2 separate regions of the Homo sapiens genome follow, and region 1 is linked to region 2. The links are chromatin loops, found by intact Hi-C in ENCODE. Cell type or tissue: MCF 10A. All regions are shown on one strand. Each heading gives the region's core, and the rest is flanking DNA. Links, peaks and the distances in the headings are about the cores only.

The links. Hi-C counts contacts between places; a loop is a spot of excess contacts. Peaks named below come from ENCODE experiments on the same cell type or tissue, not always from the same donor. Only the 100,000 strongest peaks of a DNase experiment are listed, where the experiment ranks them.
Region 1: it touches region 2 in a loop (7-fold over the local background); 7 of 110 quality-filtered maps call a loop at or near these places.

What each region holds. Positions count from the first base shown.
Region 1 is chr20:38,300,344-38,308,633 of GRCh38, reverse strand. BPI (bactericidal permeability increasing protein) reads right to left here and starts at 4,478. Exons shown (of 15, transcript NM_001725.3): 1 at 4,281-4,478; 2 at 953-1,067. The coding sequence starts at 4,410. In MCF 10A, for the core only: a CTCF peak has its summit at 3,534; a DNase peak (open chromatin) is centred at 3,583.
Region 2 is chr20:38,068,590-38,079,089 of GRCh38, reverse strand. The region is part of intron 6 of RPRD1B (regulation of nuclear pre-mRNA domain containing 1B); the gene reads right to left. Among named protein-coding and RNA genes, the nearest start is that of RPRD1B, 40 kb to the right of the region's middle. RefSeq lists an enhancer at 5,616-5,725. In MCF 10A, for the core only: a CTCF peak has its summit at 5,460 (motif pointing left); a DNase peak (open chromatin) is centred at 5,609.

The sequences.
Region 1 (8,290 bases), core at 2,012-4,511, 230 kb before region 2:
TGATTGCTATTTTGCAGGGTGTGTGGCAATCAATGAAGATAAAATAGAAGGCCCTTTCACTGGAAGCTCTGTACAGAAGAGCTCTGTATAGCTCTGTCTTGTTTCACTATTGCAGCCCCAAAGCCTGCTGTGTCAGACACACAGTGGGTGCTCAAAATATCTGTGAATGAATGGGTGTATAAAACTGTAGAGGACTTTTATGGGTTTTCTGCCCAGTGCACAGCCCCCTTCTTGTGATAACAGAACTACTAGATTATTTAGGGGAAGCCCCTCCCCATATCTGTTCCATGCCACTCCAAAGAAAGTTGACCTCACGTCCATCTTCGGGGGTGGAGCTTGCAACTTAGGCTCGGCCAAGTAGTGTATTTCATTCCCTGGCTACAGTGATTGGCTCAGGGCTGTGTATATAATCTGAGGTGGGCCAGTCAGAGTGAGTCTTAGGGCTCTTTGTTCAGAGTGCTGAGCAGGAGATCTAGAGAGACTTACTGGTGGCTGTCTTGCCTCTGGAGGGGACACACTGCCTGCGAATTAGGCCTGTCCAAGGAAGTGATGCTGAGAGGTGGCAAGAGAGAAACAGGGCCCAGTGACATGTAAGCCTGCCTCAAGCTGAACCTGAAGCCAGACTCTTCCAGAGACTTTCCGGCCATGTGAGCCAATGCATTCTGCCTTAAGCCATTTTAGAAAAGATTTTCTGACCTTGAAAACTTGCACATTCTAATTGACATATGGCGCAGAGTTTGGGGGTTCATGACACACTTCCTGGGAGTCGTGGTTTTTGTGGCTTCCTCCACGCTCAGCTGGGAGGTTGCCTCCCCTTGGGATGATGTAAATGCAGGCTTTGGGATATGAAACTCTGTGAGTTGAGGAGTTTGTGGCTCTGCATTCTAGCTCTTGGTGTCCCCAGAACACTACAAGTCCTGCAAATCGAGGATTGAGCTCTGATAGGCCTCACCTGTAGAAGCTATAATGCCCCTTCCCAAGATGCTTGATCTTAAAGCTGTCTGAGTAGTCAGGAATCTTGATCCTCTTCAGCTCCTTCTGCAGAGCGGCCGTCCCCTGCTGGCTGGCTGAAGGGAGAAGGCAGGGGTGACAGTGAGAGGCACAGCCTGGAGCAGGGGACAGAGGGGCAGGGCAGGCTCTGGACCCTGGGCCCCTGTTCGTAGCATGGACAGTGGCACTGGAAGGGTCAAAAACAGGGATCAATTAAGGTTTCCTAGAAAAGGCCAAATAGTAAACTGACCCTTTATAGGAAACCATATTGCCTCTGTCACAAATACTCAGCTCTGCCATTACTGCACAAAACAGCCATAGACAATATCATGTTCTTATATGTGCCTGTATTCCAATAACACTTTATTTGTTGGCATTGAAATGAGAATTTCATATAATTTTCACATGTTGTGAGATAGTATTTTTCTTCTTTTGTTGTTGTTTTGAGACAGGGTCTCGCTGTGTCGCCCAGGCTGGAGTGCAGAGGCATGATCACGGCTCACTGCAACCTCGACCCGCTGCACTTAGGTCATTCTCCCACCTCAGCCTCCCTAGCAGCTGGGATCACAGGTGTTCGCCACCACACCAGGCTAACTTTTTAAAAATTTTTTTTTAACATTTTTGCAGAGATCTGGGGTTTCACCATGTTGCCCAGCTGGTTTCGAACTCCTGGGCTCAAGTGATCCTCTCACCTCAGCCTCCCAAAGTGCTGGAGTTACAGGCATGAGCCACCATGACCGGCCCTTTTGATTTTTTTCCCATCATTTAAAGACATTAAGGCCATTTTTGTCTTATAAGCCATACAAAAACGGAGGGCTGTAGTTTGCTGACCCCTGGTCTAAAATATCACCCCTGAAACACCCAGTTATGCCTCCTGCTAGTTTTTGTTGGATACTTAATTTGTTATTTGCTCTATGCTACACCCCCACAGATCTCCCACCTCTCTGGGTTTTGGACTGTCTCCCCAGGGCCTTTGCACATGCTATTCTTGCTCCCTAAGAAATTCTTCCCTCCCATATTCACCCGGTCAGCTTCTAGTCAGCTCATTCATCACTTCCTCTGGGAACCCTCCCTGGCTTAGTAGATCAGAGCAACGCCCTGTGTTATTCTCATGATGCTGTGGACTGCTCTTTCGGAGCCCCTGTTACCATTTGTAATTATGCATTTATTCACGTGACTCTGACGAATGTCTCTCCCCTATTACATGTAAGCCCCCTGAAGTCAGCAGCAATCTGTTTTATTTACTCGTGTGTCCCTTACATTCCCATTGTGCCTGACACTTTGAAGGCACTTAAGATTTGTTAGATGAGGCTGGGTGCGGTGGCTCACGCCTGTAATCCCAGCACTTTGGAAAGCCAAGGCAAGTGGATCACTTTAGGTCAAGAGTTCAAGAGTTCAGCCTGGCCAACATGGTGAAACCCCGTCTCTACTAAAAATACAAAAAATTAGCTGGGTGTGATGGTGCACGCCTGTAATCCCAGCTACTTGGGAGGTTGAGGCAGGAGAATCACTTGAACCCCGGAGGCAGAGGTTGCAGTGAGCTGAGATGGCACCATTGCACTCCAGCCTGGGCCACAGAGCGAGACTCGGTCTCAAAACAAAACAAAAAAAGATTTATTAGATGAATAAATAATGTCCTAATGGCAGGAATTCTACCACCAGTTATAATGTGGCTAACAGCATCAAAGAACCAATTAAAAGGCAGACACATTACCTGAAAAGGAGTAAGTAGTAAGATGAGGGAGCCCAGACTTTGGGTTTTCTCGGAGCCAGTTAGGAAATAATAATATCAATGAAATGTATCGAGCTTTACTCTGTGCCAAGCACTGTTCTAGGCTCCGTATATGTATGAATTTGTACAATCCTAGGAAGTAGGTCCTGTCACTACCCCCATTTCACAGATAAGGAAGCTGAGGCTCAGAAAGCTGAGGTGACTTGCTAGGGGCCACACAGCGGACAAGGGGCAGAATTTGAACCCAGGCCTTCTGGTCCCAGAGCCCATGCCCTAGAGAAGGCTTTCTGGGGGTTCAAAAGTAAATGACACATAACTGGTCACTGTGTGGAGGGAAAAAAAAATGTGCAGTGGCCAGGATCTGTAAGTTGACAGGGGCCAGGCCTCGAAGGGTCTCAAATGCCATGCCAAAGGGTCAGGATAGCTTCTGAAGGCAGTAGGGAGCCATGGAGAATGTGAGCCAGGGGAGGATGTGTAGGGATTTGCTGCATTTCAGAAAACTCACTCCGATTGGCACAAGGGGCCTGGGTAGAAGGGGAAACTCAGGCTGCTATGACGGAGCATGAAGACCACTGAACTTAAAGACCCTGACTGAGCCTCTGTGTCGACAGGCTTCAGGGCCATACTCCTTCCCCCTAGCTCTTCTGTCTTCTGTGGCCTTCTGTCTGCAGCTCTAGGATTCAGTGATGTCCTGCTGGGCTGGGGTGGGAATTCAGGGGTGGGATACCAGGTCCCCTGAGTCCTGTCTGTTTTCCCAACGCACCCCAACTGGTGAGGCTCTGCCTTCCCCTTGGTCTGATTTCCCTGGGGCTGGGTGTCACCCACTGTTTTGCAGGTCATCTCTCTGCCATCGGGAGGCAGCATCGAGCAACCCCGTGCTGGGGCATCAGGCAAGACCAGAGCTCAAATCCAGGCTGCCCACTTCTCACGTGTAAATGTGGATAGCAGCAGTTTGTCTTACACAAGGCTGAAGTGAGGGTAAAAGAGACTGTGTGTGTAAAGTTCCTAGCTCAATGCCTGGCACAGGTTAGAGCAGGTCTTTCTCTCCTCTGCCTGGGCTGGGGTGAGTGGTCTGGGGGGACCCTCTTTGTGTCACCCAGTGGAGCACTGTGCACAGTATGGCCGCCAGCCCCTGCAGTGGGGAGAGCACGGGGTGGGGAGGTCCTCCCACACTCTCCCTCTGACCCTGCTCAGCCTCCTCAGCAACGAGAGGCAAATGGCAAGGCTGAGAACTGGCTTTGGAAAGAAGAGAAGGGCTTATAAGTCAAAGGTGGAGGTTACATAGAGGGAAGGAGGGGACCATGAGGACCCTCAGGGGTCTGAGCACTGGACTTGGAGTCCTCTAGACCAGTGCTCCAATCCCAGCTCTGCCATCCCAGCCCTGCAATCTTAGGCAACTCGCTTTGCCTCAGTTTCTTCATATATAAAATGGGGGCAAGGGGACCTGCCCTGAGGTGCTATGAGTGTGCCAGGTGCTGGATCTAAAGGGGTGCACACAGTAGATGCTAAGTAAGTGCTCCTCAGGGGTGGAGAGGAGGGAAGGGAGGCATCCAGTTACCGTAGTCCAGGCCCTTCTGGGAGATCCTGACCACGACGCCAGGGTTGACGGCCGCTGTCACGGCGGTGCCTATGGCGACCAGCACCATCAGGGACGCCCATCTCGGCGCGTTGCAAGGGCCCCTGGCCATGTTCTCTCTCATCCTCCAGAGCTGCCAAAACCTCAAGGCCTTGAGGTTGAACCAGGGAGCTATAAAAGAGTCGGCTGGGGAAATGCAAGTCAGTAGAATGTGGAAAGGAGGAAGGAACCTGGTGAGGGTGGGAAAGAGGGAGGGCCGCTGTGGTTTTCCATTGTGGTTAGGGCCCCACAGGCAGGGAGAAGTGCAGCCTGGGAGGCTCGCATGTCCATGTATGCATGCGTGTGTGTGCGCGGGCGTGCGTGTGTGTATGTGTGTGTGTAGATTGGTTCCCCTCCCTAGGCACCCCATTCCCCGCTCTGTGTCCCCACCCAAATGCCCCCATCTACAGACTCCCTTGAAGGTGGGTGGCACAGACATAAGGATTCATATTTTTCTTTCTACTTTTGATTTCTTTTGTATTTTTGATAGTAAAACATTTAAGAAAACAGATGCTTTCGTGTTTTCTTGTCCTGAGAGGCAGTAGTGGTAATGATTCAATGCTCACATTTTAGAGTCTAGTATCTTGGCTATGGTTTTAAATCTTAGCCCTGTCATTCTCTAGTGGTCCGACCTCAGGCAAGCCCTTTAACCTCTCTGAACCTCGGTTTTCTCTTCTGCAGAAGAGAAATACATAGTACTGCTCCCTCTCTGGATTGTGGAGAAGATAAAATGAGCTTAAAACCACGTAAAGCATTTAGCATACTGCCCGTGCAAAATAAATATCCAAATGCTAGCTATTAATGTTATCCTGATTTTAAAAGTAACCCATGTTTATTGGCCAAAATTTGAGAAAGAAACAAGAGAATACAAATTACATATAACTCCCTCTTCCGGAGACAAGCCAAAGTGTATTTTAGAGTATTTCTTTTCTCCCTCTTTTGTTGGTAAGCATAGGTAGAGAGTCCATGTTTGTTTGTTAACCAATATGGGATCACCTGGTCAGTTTGGTAAAGTTCCCTTTTTTCGAGAAACAATAGGTAGCAAATGTTCTTCTCCAGCATTAAATATTTCATTGCTTCCTCATCCCACAGCTTTCTTATCCAAGCTTCTGTTTTTGTACATTTTTACTCCTTCCTTTGGCAGATGTAGAACCTGAGGCTTCACCAGGGGAAGCGTTCTTCCCACGGTCACTCAGCAAGCTGCTAGCAGAGCGAGGATCAAAACACAGCCCTCCAGATGCATCCCACACCAGCCCGAATCCCTCAGCGCCTTGGGAGTTGGGGGGATGTAGACACTCCCCACCGCCAACCCAGCTTTCCAGACAGGTCCCTGTCTGCTCAGCCCCTGCCCCTCCCTCTGCAGCAGCCTCAGGCCTCGGGTGGGCAGGAACCCCACTGGGCAGCCTGCTCCGTCTCCATGGTGATGAGAGGAGGGGCGGGGCTGCAGAAGGGGCAGCCAGCTTCTCTCCCGCTGGGTCCTCATCAGCCCCCTAGTGCCCTGTCTCCCCGACTTTGGACTTTATGAAAGTCTAATGAAGTCCGCTGAGCTCGGAGGACGTGAGACCTTCTGAAGTTTTCTTCTTTTTTTCTTAAAAGTTTTTTTCTTCCTCTCTTCGTTTGGTTCTAAAAGAGTCTCCCCTCCTGCTTCCATCTGCAGCAACTAGAATTCTTCTGGCTTGCTTCAGAATGAAAGCAGTGGCCGTGTGTGAAGCATCCACTGTGTGCCAGATGCTTCATATGCATCATCTCCAAGCCAAAAAACAACCCTGAGAGAGGGATGATTCTTCCCCATTTTGTTTTATTATTATTATTATTATTATTATTATTATTATTATTGAGATGAGGTCTTACTATGTTGTCCAGGCTGGTCTTGAACTCCTGAGCTCAAGCAATCCTCCTGCCTCAGCCTCTCAAAGTGTTGGGATTAAGGCCGAGCCACACCGTGCCTGACCTCTTCACCATTTTGGAAACAAGGAAACTGAGATGCAGCGATCACATCACTGTCATGGTCATTCCTCCTTTCACGCAGAGAAGATTTTCCCTTACCTGAGGCAGGTGCCAGGAGGACTCATGACTGTAGGCCCTCACCCCAGCTCTCCCTTTTTCCAAGTGATTTGAGCCCCCAGACTCAGATGTCTGCATCTGTACCAGGAAGATTGCTCTAAGTAGCAGCCAGAACACATAGATTGATGACTTGTCACAAAAATTAGATTTTTGAAAAATTATCTTGCACATTTTTGAACACTTCCAGCTCTTAGTTGCTCGAAGTTCCTGAGTTCCCCAAGGCCCAGGTAGATGTGGTATCCGTGAGGGTGTCAGCTAGGAAAGGAACATTAAGATGAAATCACATGACAATGACCTACATTGCTATAAAATTAGAATCTTAAAACCAGCTGACGGCCGGGGGTGGTGGCTCACACCTGTAATCCCAGCACTTTGGGAAGCCAAGGCAGGTGGATCACTTGAGGCCAGGAGTTCGAGACCAGGCAGGCCAACATGGTGAAACCCTGTCTCTACTAAAAATACAAAAATTAGCCAGGCATGGTGGTGTTCACCTGTAATCCCAGCTACTCAGGAGGCCAAGGCATGAGACTCTCTTGAACCCATGAGGCAGAAGTTGCAGTGAGTCAAGATCACACCATTGCACTCAAGCCTGGATGGTAGAACAAGACTCTGTCCCCCCACAACCTCCCACCAAAAAAAAAAAAAAACCCAGCTGGCAAGTTTCTGAACAAGCAACCCCACTGGCTTCCCCGATGTCTCATGCCCAGCCACATCTAGATGAGCCACATCAGTGACTTTCCACAGTCTCCTTGTCAGCACTGCTGCTGGCCATGGGGCTGCCCCACTGCTTCAGATCTGACCCCGTATCCTGTATCAGTAACAGTGTCTTCAACCCAAGTATCAGAAACCATCAACTCACATTGCTTCAACGATAAACAAATTTATTATGGCAGAGAGGAAGTCCAGAGGGAGGAGGACAGGTTTGAGATTCTGATTGATTCAGCAACTGACCGACATCTGCAGGATCATCTTTCCATCTCTCTGCTCTCCCATCCCCGTGTCTCAGATTTGCTCTTACACTGGCTTCTTTCATGGTTGCAAGATGGCCGCAGCAGCTCCAGCCATCCCATCTAAACAGACTTTCCCCAAATATCCTTTTCCTCTTCCTCCTCCTCCTGCTTTTTGTTTTTTTCTTTTCCCTAAAATTATTATAAAATATTTCAAACCTAAGAAAAGAATAGACCACATAGGTTTATAAAACCTTAACATTCTGCCATATTTGCTTCCTAGAGTTCCTTTTAGTTCTAGGAATTTTGATACATGTATAGCTATGTGTTGTAACCAGGACCACAATCAGGATATAGAAGAATCCTGTCATCCCCCAAAACTCTTCTCCTGCTATTTCAATTTGATGCAGCTTAAATCATAGGGAAAATATATTCTTCTCAGTAGAAATTCACAGATGGGGTGGATCAAGAGTTGGTCAGTTCAAGGGCTGGATCTGTCTATTTTCCTGCTCTTCCGTCCTTAGGCTGACGACTTTTTCCAGAAGAAAGTGAATTGGGTTTAGAGCCAGGCAGTCCTGGGTTCATAGTCCCAGCCATGCTACCCTATTCTGTGAGCCTGGCCAAGTTCCTCCACCTTTCTGAAATTGGGGTTCCTCATTTAAAGATGAGGAAACAGTGCTCATCATGGCAGTTGTTCCTGAGGATGAAATGAGATAATAGGTGTGAATCGATTTGCACAGAGAAGGTGCTCAGTAAATAATCGTAAGTCAACCTTCATCACTAGCTGGCTGGAGAGCCTCAGAGCCCCCAGGAAAACAAGCCAGGGGCACTGGAAACTGAGCTCTTGGCCCTCTGGCCTCTGGGTTTGGACTGGATAGGGGCAAAGATAGAGGAATCTGTGGCTTACATTGCCTCTGTGAGCCTTCCACTCCGCCAGGGGCT
Region 2 (10,500 bases), core at 4,421-6,920:
CGACAGATCTGATGGAGAAAGAACACTCACCCCTCCCATATTCTATTATTTTATGAGCAATACTTAATCTTCCTGATTTATAATATGTCAAGAAAAGACATGCAGAGTTGAAGAAAAAGAATTATTAATGGGATACAAGATCCTTTCTCCCAGAAACCATTTGATTATATCCTTAAAATTTAGCACATTTACTAGAAGCTGCCTTGAGAAAAGGAAAGGATCTTTGACCGAGGGCACCTCTTTTTCCTTAAAGGTCTACCTATAATATTGGAAAACAAAAAAAAATCACAGAATTTTTAAACTTGGTGGTACCATAGTCCAGTCAGTCCATCAAGCTATAGGCTTAGTGAGAAGAAGTCCATCGAGCAACATCCTCAGACTGGAAAGAGTCCCCATCAAAGGCAGACACCGACCTTGTCTAGAGATGAACCAAGTGACATCGGTACTTGCCACTCTGAGATCAGGACAGTGGGCCAAGTATCAGGAGTGGGTTGGACATGCCTGAGTGACAATACAGACAGAACTTTATGGTCTGGCAATAATCCACAAACAGACTGACAACCTATGTGGTGCTCTGAAGGAAAAAGCTAGGGAGCTAAGACAGTGTATGGGGCTGGGGGGTTGGGGTGGGGTCTGAGGAAAGACTGCCCTGAGAAAATACTGTTTGACATGAGATACAAATGGTGAACACAGGAATTAACTAGGTAAGTATAACTGATGGAAAGTAAACAAGGGGAAGTGTGTCCTGGGCAGAGAGTGGGAACAGCATATGTAAAGCCTGAGATCAAAGAAGGCCAAGTGCAGACAAAATGCCATGGGACACAACAAGAGATGTGGCTGAGGAAGTCAGCAGGGGCCAAGTCATAGGGCACAGGAGGGGGCCAGGCCAGCAGCTGGGCCCATAGTCTTTTTTTTTTTTTTTTGAGACAGCCTGCACTCTGTCGCCCAGGCTGAAGTGCAGTGGCACGATCATGGCTCATTGCAGCCTTCACCTCCTGGGCTCAAGTGATCCTCCTGCCTCAGCTTCCCCAGTAGCTGGGCATGAACCACGATGCCCAGCTAATTTTTTAATTTTTGATAGAGACGGGGTTTTGCCATGTAGCTCAGGATGGTCTCAAACTCTTGGACTCAAGTGATCCGCCTGCCTCAGCCTCCCAAAGTGCTGGGATTACAGGTGTGAACCACCACACCTGGCCACTGGGCCCATATTCGAAGAACTAGGAATAATGAGAAGCTACTTAAATGTTTAAACAGGGGAATGACATGCTCAGAGCTGCATTCTGAACACATCATAGGGCTGCCATGTGAAGAATGGATTATAGGGCCTAAGAGCAGATGTAGATGATCAGTCATGAGGCTACTGCAAGGATCCAGGGGGGACAGATGATGACAGAGTGGACTAAGGTGATGGAAGTGGAGACAAAGACGCAGAGAAGGGAGGCAGATTCATGAAAAATTGAGAGGGAGCAAAAACCACACTGGCGTAGCACCTACTCAGCTATGGAAGATGGTGGTGGGAGGTCAACCTGGCAGAGGCATAGCAGAGGAACTGAGGGAGAGGCTGTGACAAGGAGGCCAAAGCAACAGATTTGGGAGCTGAAAAAAATCAGGAGAAACACTGGATGAGGCCTAGTGTCTGATTTTGATGGATGGCACTGCCACTCTCCAAGCCAAGGAAAGAGAAGGAAAGGAGAGGTGAGAAGGAAGGAGACAGTCTGTCGCAGCCATACTGTCTGAGGTGTCTGTGGAAATGAGATACATGAGTCTGAAGTACATGGAAGAGGTCTGACCTAGAGATCTAGAGGTAGGCCATCAACATCCAGTTGGTAACTGAAGCCAGCCTAAGTATAAAGCACTCAAGGAAAAGGTCCAGGCCTGGTGCAGTGGCTCATGTCTGTAATCCCAGCGCTTTGGGAGGCTGAGGCGGGTGGATCTCCTGAGGTCATGAGTTCAAGACTCGCCTGGTCAACATGGTGAAACCCCGTCTCTACTAAAAATACAAAAATTAGCTGGGTGTGGTGGTGGGTGCCTGTAATCCCAACTACTCAGGAGGCTGAGGCAGAAGAATTGCTTGAAGTCAGGAGGTGGGAGGTTGCAGTGAGTCCAGATCGCACCACTGCACTACAGCCTGGGCAACAGCGAGACTCCATCTCAAAAAAAAAAAAAAAAAAAAAAAAAAAAAAGGTCCAGAATGAGAAAAGGCTAAAGGAATGGCAACATTTACAATAAAGGCATGGAGAAAAGCTTATTGAAGGATGAAAAAGCAGAAGAACCAGCAGAGGGTGGTACACAGAAACCAGAAATGCAAATACATTGTAATACAGTAATATTAAATGCTGCAGACAGGGCCAAAAAGAGAAAGGGAGCCAAGAGGCAGAGACTAAGAAGTACCTTTTGGGTTTTGAGATTAGACCACTGGGGGCAGGGGTGGGGGGAAGGGGGGAAATTCTGAAGACAGCCACTTGGGTGGAATGTAGACATGCATGCCAAGCTGCAACAGGCTGAGAAGCAGAGGCAGCAAGGGAAGTGGATATGGTGGTAGTTATAAAGGGAGGGTGGTGCAGAGGGTATGCTCATGTGAATGTGATGATTTCTTTTAAACACTGGAGAGACAAAGCATGCTACATGCTGAGGACCTTCAGCTAGTTTACTGGAGACTTCTCATGTGGGCAGGAAAATAAATTGGCCCTAAAGGTCCCATGTGACGAGGGAAGGTGGAAGCTAACAACTTCAGATTAGTTAAGGTGTTGGAATCTGTTGTCCCAGGAAGGTAAAGTGTTACTTTATCAATGAAAAGTCACATCAAAGATAAAACGCTGGGAGGACCACTGGCTTCAATGGAAAAAGCCAAAAAGAACCTGAAATATGCAAAGCAGATCATCATCACTGCACCATAATTGGGGTAAATGGTATCTTAAAGGGAACAATTCCTACTGAGTCTATGCCCCACAGAACAGACACACTGTGAGCAAAAGGAAAGGACTGGGAAAAGGACATCATGAGTAAAAGTAGGATTTGTCCATTCATAATTACTGTCCAAACCCCAATAATTCTCAGAAAGGCTGCTGGTAAATTTTTGTTGAGTTGAAGTTTGCGAAGTTATTGTGCTTGAAATTCTCAAAGTAGCTACTGGCAGAATTAGGCAAAGAGAGCTAATCATACTTCTTCCTACAGATGTTTAAAGATAAAGGACCTCAATAAGGAAAAAAACAAATAAGGAGGCTTGCACAGCCATCATGACAGCTGGCTAGTACCATCCTCTTCACATAAAGCATGCCATATCTTTGGGGCTCATGGCTTTCATCTGCAAAGGTTTCACTTGACTCCTGATTATAACCAGAATACTTTGCCCTGATCTCAGAAAATGACTCTTTCTGATCTATTTCAAGTCTAACATTTTAGAGACAGAAAAACAAAGTCAGAGATTAACTTCCAAGATTGCAAAGTATGCCACAATCCAATTTTAACTTTCTTCAGAATCCCAATTTTAAGTGGGAGTAGAAGGCCCACCTTAACAGTAGTAAGAACATTCATAAAGACTAAAATAGAACCTTGCTCAAAATAACTTGCACCCACTAGGTCAAACAGGCAGCTCAAATTTCTGCAATCTGAACCTTGCTCTCAATATTATGCTCACTCAAGTCAATGTTATAGTAGAAGTATGTGCTATTTTCACACAGCTATCTCAAATGTAAACAAGATCATTTAAAAGCCAGAAGAGAGCTCCATTAGTCTAATTAAACTATTCTGTGTTTACTCCTTCATAAAACAAAAGACTAATCCTTAACTTGTATAGAGGTTTATACAAAATAAGCTCAATGAAGTCCTAGACTGGTTAAGATGCTTTGGAAAAGACAAGAACTCCTACAGCAGGAACGCATTCTGGTGGCAGAGACCGTGAAATGTATATGACCTTCAGTATACTTAAAAGACAAGCAGACATCTGCACATATACATAGAACCACTTCTAGAAATCTACAGGAAGAAAATAATCCAAACACTGAAAGTTAGCCTAAAGCTAAGAGACAGAGACAGAAACATACAAGTGCTCAATACAAATAATCATTGACTATCCAACCACAGGTATTCAAGCAATCATTTACAATGTTTATAAAGTTTTTATTTACAAGGAAAAATAATCATGTTAAGAAAAAAGCATGACAGAAAATTATCTGCAAGTTATCATTCAGTTTAATTTTAAACTAAGAGGAAAAGGAAATACGCAAAAATTAAAAATAGTTATCTCTGGGTAATGAGACTAATTTTATTCTTTATACTTATTTGCTAAGTTTCCTCTGATGTATTACTTTTACAATCAAAAAAAGAAAACAAAAACAAAAACAAAAACCCTGAGTACTAGTTGAACCAGAGTGAATGTTCTGGCAGGCAGGAGTAATAAGAGGCCCAGGTGCTGTTTTAACTTCATATTATATGCATTCCATAAATATGAAAAATTAGTGCTACATATACCAGCTGAAACTCAGTGGCACTGTTCCATCAAGCAGGGGTTACACTGCCCACAGAAGTTGGGCTACAAATATGAAAACGGTACTATGGCTAAAGGCATGAATTCTTGCTGGGAAAGCCTTAAAACCGTGTCACTTTTTCAATGTAAAGTCTCAAAGTCTCAAATGTTGGCAAATCATGTTCTTAAGTCACTAAGTATGTGAAGTACATTATAATGTGGCATTATTTTCCTGGAGTGAAAAATAAGTATCATAGGTTTCACATTGTAATAAAGAAACACACACACACCCAACAGATAAAAGCTCCAGCTATAAACTGGGCCTAAGCAGTAGGGTCAGTAGACTAAAATGAATAAAAGAAATCCAAGGAACTCCAAATCACTCACAGAAGCCCACACATTAACTCAATAAAAGTCCTCACATATTGGAGGGAAACTGGCGGAAAAAAAGAAAATAAAAGAAAAGTAAAAAGAAAGAAAACTCCCACATCAAAGTAGGGGATGGAAAGGCAAGGGAGAGCAGTAAGCACACTACGGCCTGCTTCGTGGGAAGGTACTGAGTGCAAGGCCCCGTAATTACTTGGCAACAGAATGACCTGTTTTAACAACTATTCTAACAACCTGGGTGCTGACAGAGCTGCCAGCCTAGGGAGGACAGACTTGAATACTACAGAAGGGCAGTGAGTTTAGAGGACTGAGAGGAGGGGGCCGGCACTAGGCAGGGCCTCTCAGCTCCCAGGAGAACACAGTGGATGATCACTGTAGTTAGGAGTCAGAAGATCCAGGTACTGGTCCTCACTGGCTTCCTCTGTGACCCTGAAGTGTTCACATAAACCCAAGGGCTCTTACCTAAAATGACAATTAGATCACCGGCTCCCATCTGTCCTTACCATGATAGGACACTGAGATACTGGCTTTGATCATCATAGGAAAGACGAATTTACTCCAAAGTTGACAAAAAAGGAGCTCTCTATCTCCCCCTACTGCCTGGCCTAATATTGAAACAAAAGCTTCTAACCATCTGCACCCTGCAGGGAGGTGCTGCCAAAAACAACAATCTGCCATCATTTTGGTTGAGCACCCCTTCAACTGTAGCCAAAGAATTTCTCAAGTTGTTATAACCACAATCAAACAGAAATATGAAGAGTCATAAGGCAATGTTGGATTCTGAACCATTTCCCCCTTCCCAGCTGTGTTGTCTGAAGTCAGAGGCTCTACTCCTGAGTAGTCATTACAGCCAAGGGGGAGGTGCCAAGCGAGGAGAAACACCAGCAGCTTTAAGTTCATGAGCCAATTTCTCCCCTCCTATCAGAGCAAGAGCGTGAGCAGGGGTACAGCGAGGCAGGTACTTAGAACCTTGGTGGCAGAGTAGGTTCTTTCACACTTAGAATGCTTTCATGCAATCATTTTATGACCCCACATAAAATGTCATTTCTCTACAACAAGATTCTTGGGAACTGTTTAAATGATTAAACTTTGGCTACTATTCTGTGTAAGATGTCTTCCTGCTGTTGATGTTGCAGAATCAAAATTCTGAAATCAAAACAAAAGTACAAATCTGATGAAGTTACCAGATGTCTGCCTTGGACTCTATGCTGGTCTGCAGCTACCTCTCTCTCTAGGTTTCTTCACCAATTCAGAAGTCTGATTATATGATCTCTAAGGTTCTGTCCAGCTCAATAATCCTGCTAATCACTTTACTTAGATATCCAGGCCTCTATGTGTCACTTTACTTTGTAAAGCTGCTGTTGTGACTGTGCCCTGGTGACTCCATTGAGTCCATACACAAAATACTCATATCTTCTAGAGGTGGGGGTTAACATTATTGAAAGGTGATACCACTGCCCTCCATCTGTGGTCCCAAAACCTAGACAGGGCCTTTATAATATCAAATGCATCAGTAAATGACACTCTCCTAGAGTGCTTTTTAAAATTCTGCAGCAGAAATTGAAGACTTAAATAAATGTGAAGACATCCCCTGTTCATGAGCTGAAACACTTAAGACTGCTAAAATCGCAATACTCCCCAAAGTGACCCGCAGACTCAATGCATTCCCTAGTAAAACTTCAATTACCTTTTTTGCAGAAATGGAAAAGGTGATTGTTAAATTCATAGGGAATTGCAAGCGATCCTAAATAGCCAAAACAATACTGAAAAAGAACTCTGAGGACTCATACTTACTGATTTTAAAACTTACTACAAAACTACAGTGATGGAGATAGTGTGGTATGAGCATAGGATAGACATATACATTAATGGAATAGAATTGAGAATCCAGAAATAAACCAATACATCTGTGGCCAATTGATTTTTGACAAGGGTGCTGGGCATTCAGGTGGAGGAAAAGAGTAGTCTCTTCAACAAATGGTGCTGGGACAAATGGATATCTACAGGCAAAAGAATGAAGTTGGTCCCCCCCTACATCACACCACATACAAAAACTAACTCAAAACAGATTAAGAACGTAAATTTAAGACATAAAATTATAAAACTTCTAGAAGAAAACACAGAAAAAAATTGTCATGACCTGGGATTGGCAACAGATTATTACATGTGACACCAAAAGCATGAGCAACAACCACAAAAATAGATAAATTGGAACTCATAAAAATAAAAAACTTTTGCACATCAAAGGATATTACCTAGAAAGTGAAAAGACAACTTATAGGAGAAAATAGTTGCAAATCATTTATGTGATAAAGGTATATTATCCACAATATATAAAGAACTTTTACAACTCAAAAAAAGCAAATAACCCAATTTGAAAATGGGCAAAGGAATTGAACACACATTTCTCCAAAGATAAACAGCCGACAAGCATACTGAAAGATGATCAGTATCGTTAGTAATTAGCAAAATGCAAATCAAAATCACAATGAGATAAACCTGCACATGTAGGTTGTCGAAAATAAAGAGACAATAACAAATGTTGATGAGGATGTGGAGAAACTGGAACCCACGCACATTGCTAGTGGGGATGTAAAATGATGTAGCTGCTGTGGAAAACAGTCTGATGGTTCCTCAAAATGTTACATAGAATTACCATATGACCCAGCAATTCCACTCCTAGATTTATACATAACCAAGAGAAATGAAAAGATATGGCCACACAAAAACCTCCACATGACTGTTTATAGCAACACTATTCATAAGAGCCAAAAGGTGGCAACAACTCAAATGTCCATAGACAGGTTATAAACTGTGTCACATCCATACAACAGATTAGTGTTCTACCATAAAAGAGATGAAGTACTGATATATGCTACAACATGGGATGAATCTTGAAAACATCGTGCCGAAAGAAGCCAGACACAATTATGTTTTGGAACTTGATACAATACTGTGAACGTACTAAATGCCACCAAAATGTGTGCACTTTGAAGTGCATGGTTAATTTACGTTATATGAATTTCACCTCAACTAAAACAATAAATCTGCAGCTTGGAACAAATTTCTCAAGAGCTCTTCCCTGTGTGGCATATCATCTTTGTGTGTGTGCACCATGTGGCATGTGGGTCAACACAGGACTATCTGCTTTCAGTTCTAGATCGCTGACAGTCAGACACCATGATCTGAATAAAATTCACAGTTAAGGCCAGGCATGGAGGCGCATGCCTGTAATTCCAACACTTTGGGAGGCCAAGGCAGGTGGATCACCTGAGATCAGGAGTTCGAGACCAGCCTGCCCAACATGGCAAAACCCCATCTCTACTAAAAATACAAAAATTAGCTGGGTGTGGTGGCATGCGCCTGTAGTCCCAGCTACTCGGGAGGCTGAGGCACGAGAATCGCTTGAACCCGGGAGGCAGTGAGCTCAGATTGCTCTACTGCACTCTAGCCCTGGGCAACAGAGCAAGAGTCTGTCTCAAAAAAAAAAAAAAAAAAATCACAGTTAAGAAGGGAAAACTGCAGGTTCCTGACCTTTTTTCTTTCCTTAATACTTGTACAAATAGGTTTCTTTCTCACACACACACTCTTCCACATGCACTGATCATGCTAACAGAACATGTCTGTATCATGCTTTATTCACGCTGACAAGACAGGAACCCTATCCAACCCACTCACGCTATGTCTTATGAGCTTTGAGCAGACATCTGGGAGTAATGTAGTCACCTCTGTCAACCACAAACAAAGCTTCTCTTTGCTCTGGAAGTGAAGCTGGAAGGCTTTTCTGGTATCTTTGGCCTTTGCCTTTCTGAATGGGCTTTCTTCTATACCCTCCACATTCTCTAACCTCCTCTTTGGGCTGCCATTTGTGCTTCCTTCCACGTGCCTTCTCCATTTCTAGGTTTTCTCATGTTCATGACAAAAACATTACCCACAGATTTTCAGCAGCATTCCTTCCACCCTTGCCTGGTGTTTAAGGGCCAACATCATAGGCCAAAGTCAATCATGACACCCTGAAGCAAAAGTCAAAAACAAACAAACAAAAAAAGATGATTATCTCAGAATAAAGCATAATTCTACTTAAAGGAAAAAAGAAAAGTAGTACAAAGGAGAAAACCTACAGAAACTTCTAAAAATGGTTACCTTTCCGTACTAACATATTCTTTACAACCAATCATTAAATCAGATTTGTTAAGCCACTTTTAATGCAACCTTAAAAAAAAACCCTTTTCTCTATAGAAAAAGGTTACATCAAGTGATGGATTTCACAGAACAAGTATTTACTGAGGAACAAATATGTTCCTGGCACTGTGAGAGCACTCAAAGAGTATACAGTCTAGCAAACTTTGGGAGACCTGCTGAAGGCATTACAGTTTCAGAAACTGTCCATGATTTGATAACTCTCACAATTTTAATAAGCATCTGATCAAATTATTATTAGCATCTTCATTTTTTTCTTGGTCTATTTCAAGGTAGACACAAGTGAGAATATTTTCCTTACTGACAACCTATCTTGAATTCTACCCTAACCCCTTGTTTGCTGCTATTTCCCCCTGACTAGAGCATAAGCCCTTTGAGGGGAGAAGTGCATCGTGCCCATCTTTGTACATCTGGCTGGCACAGGCTTTGCTGACTCCCTGAATGAATACGTAGCTTCTTAAAGAGCACAGACCTTAATCTCCCACTGGTGGTCTGCAGCACCTCCTTCCCACATCTGACTTTGTCTTTCTTCAGATACCTGTCTGGTCCAGTCTAACTGCTCCCCATTTATAAACATGCTTCTCTTCTTCAACTGCTAGTTCCTTTTACAAAAAGGTTTTATTGCCTGACAGGAAGTTTGGACTTACCTTAAACCACAATCAGAACCGCCAAATGCCTCCTTAATCTACATTATGTACGATCAAGTGGTTTGGTTTTATGTTCACCTGTGTTTTTTATACCAGAATATGATTTCCTCGAGGGAAGAAACACAATCTCCTACTTTGAGCCGTAATTCCCTCTCCTACATCCTAGGCTCTGAATCATCACACGCCCTATCCTGACATGCAGGAGCCACCGACATAAAATTCCCAAGTGAAAGAGAAAAAGATGCTTATTACATAAAGCAAGATACAAAGTTAAAAAGGAAAGCACAAAACCTAAGTATATTAGAGCTTTGGGATGAAAACAGACTCGCAAGCAAATAACTACTTCTCCAAAGAGTTCTGAGAATTTCATCTATGTATATCCTGAAGGCAATGAAAGGATTAAAAAATAAAATATTTAATTAGCATTCTGATTTGGAAGTTTTAAAACGGACTGGCTGTGTTACAAAAATGAATGTTAAAAAAGTGGGTAAACTTTATGTACTGCCCCATCACGCAGAGAGACTTTTGGACAATCTGAAGGAATTCACAGTATTCACGCATCTTTCAAGGGGCATACATTTATCAAGTTCGGCCACCACCATAGGGATGTGATGGGACAGGACCAGTCTATTACAGAATGTGAGAGAAAAATCTTAGGTTCAGGAGAGCAGACTGCCTAAATTTTTAGCAAGCGTGGATAAAGAAAAGAACTAAAACCATCTCTCAAATCTTATATTGTGAAGCGGCCAGATCACTTGACGTCAGGAGTTCAAGACCAGCCTGGCCAATATGGTGAAACTC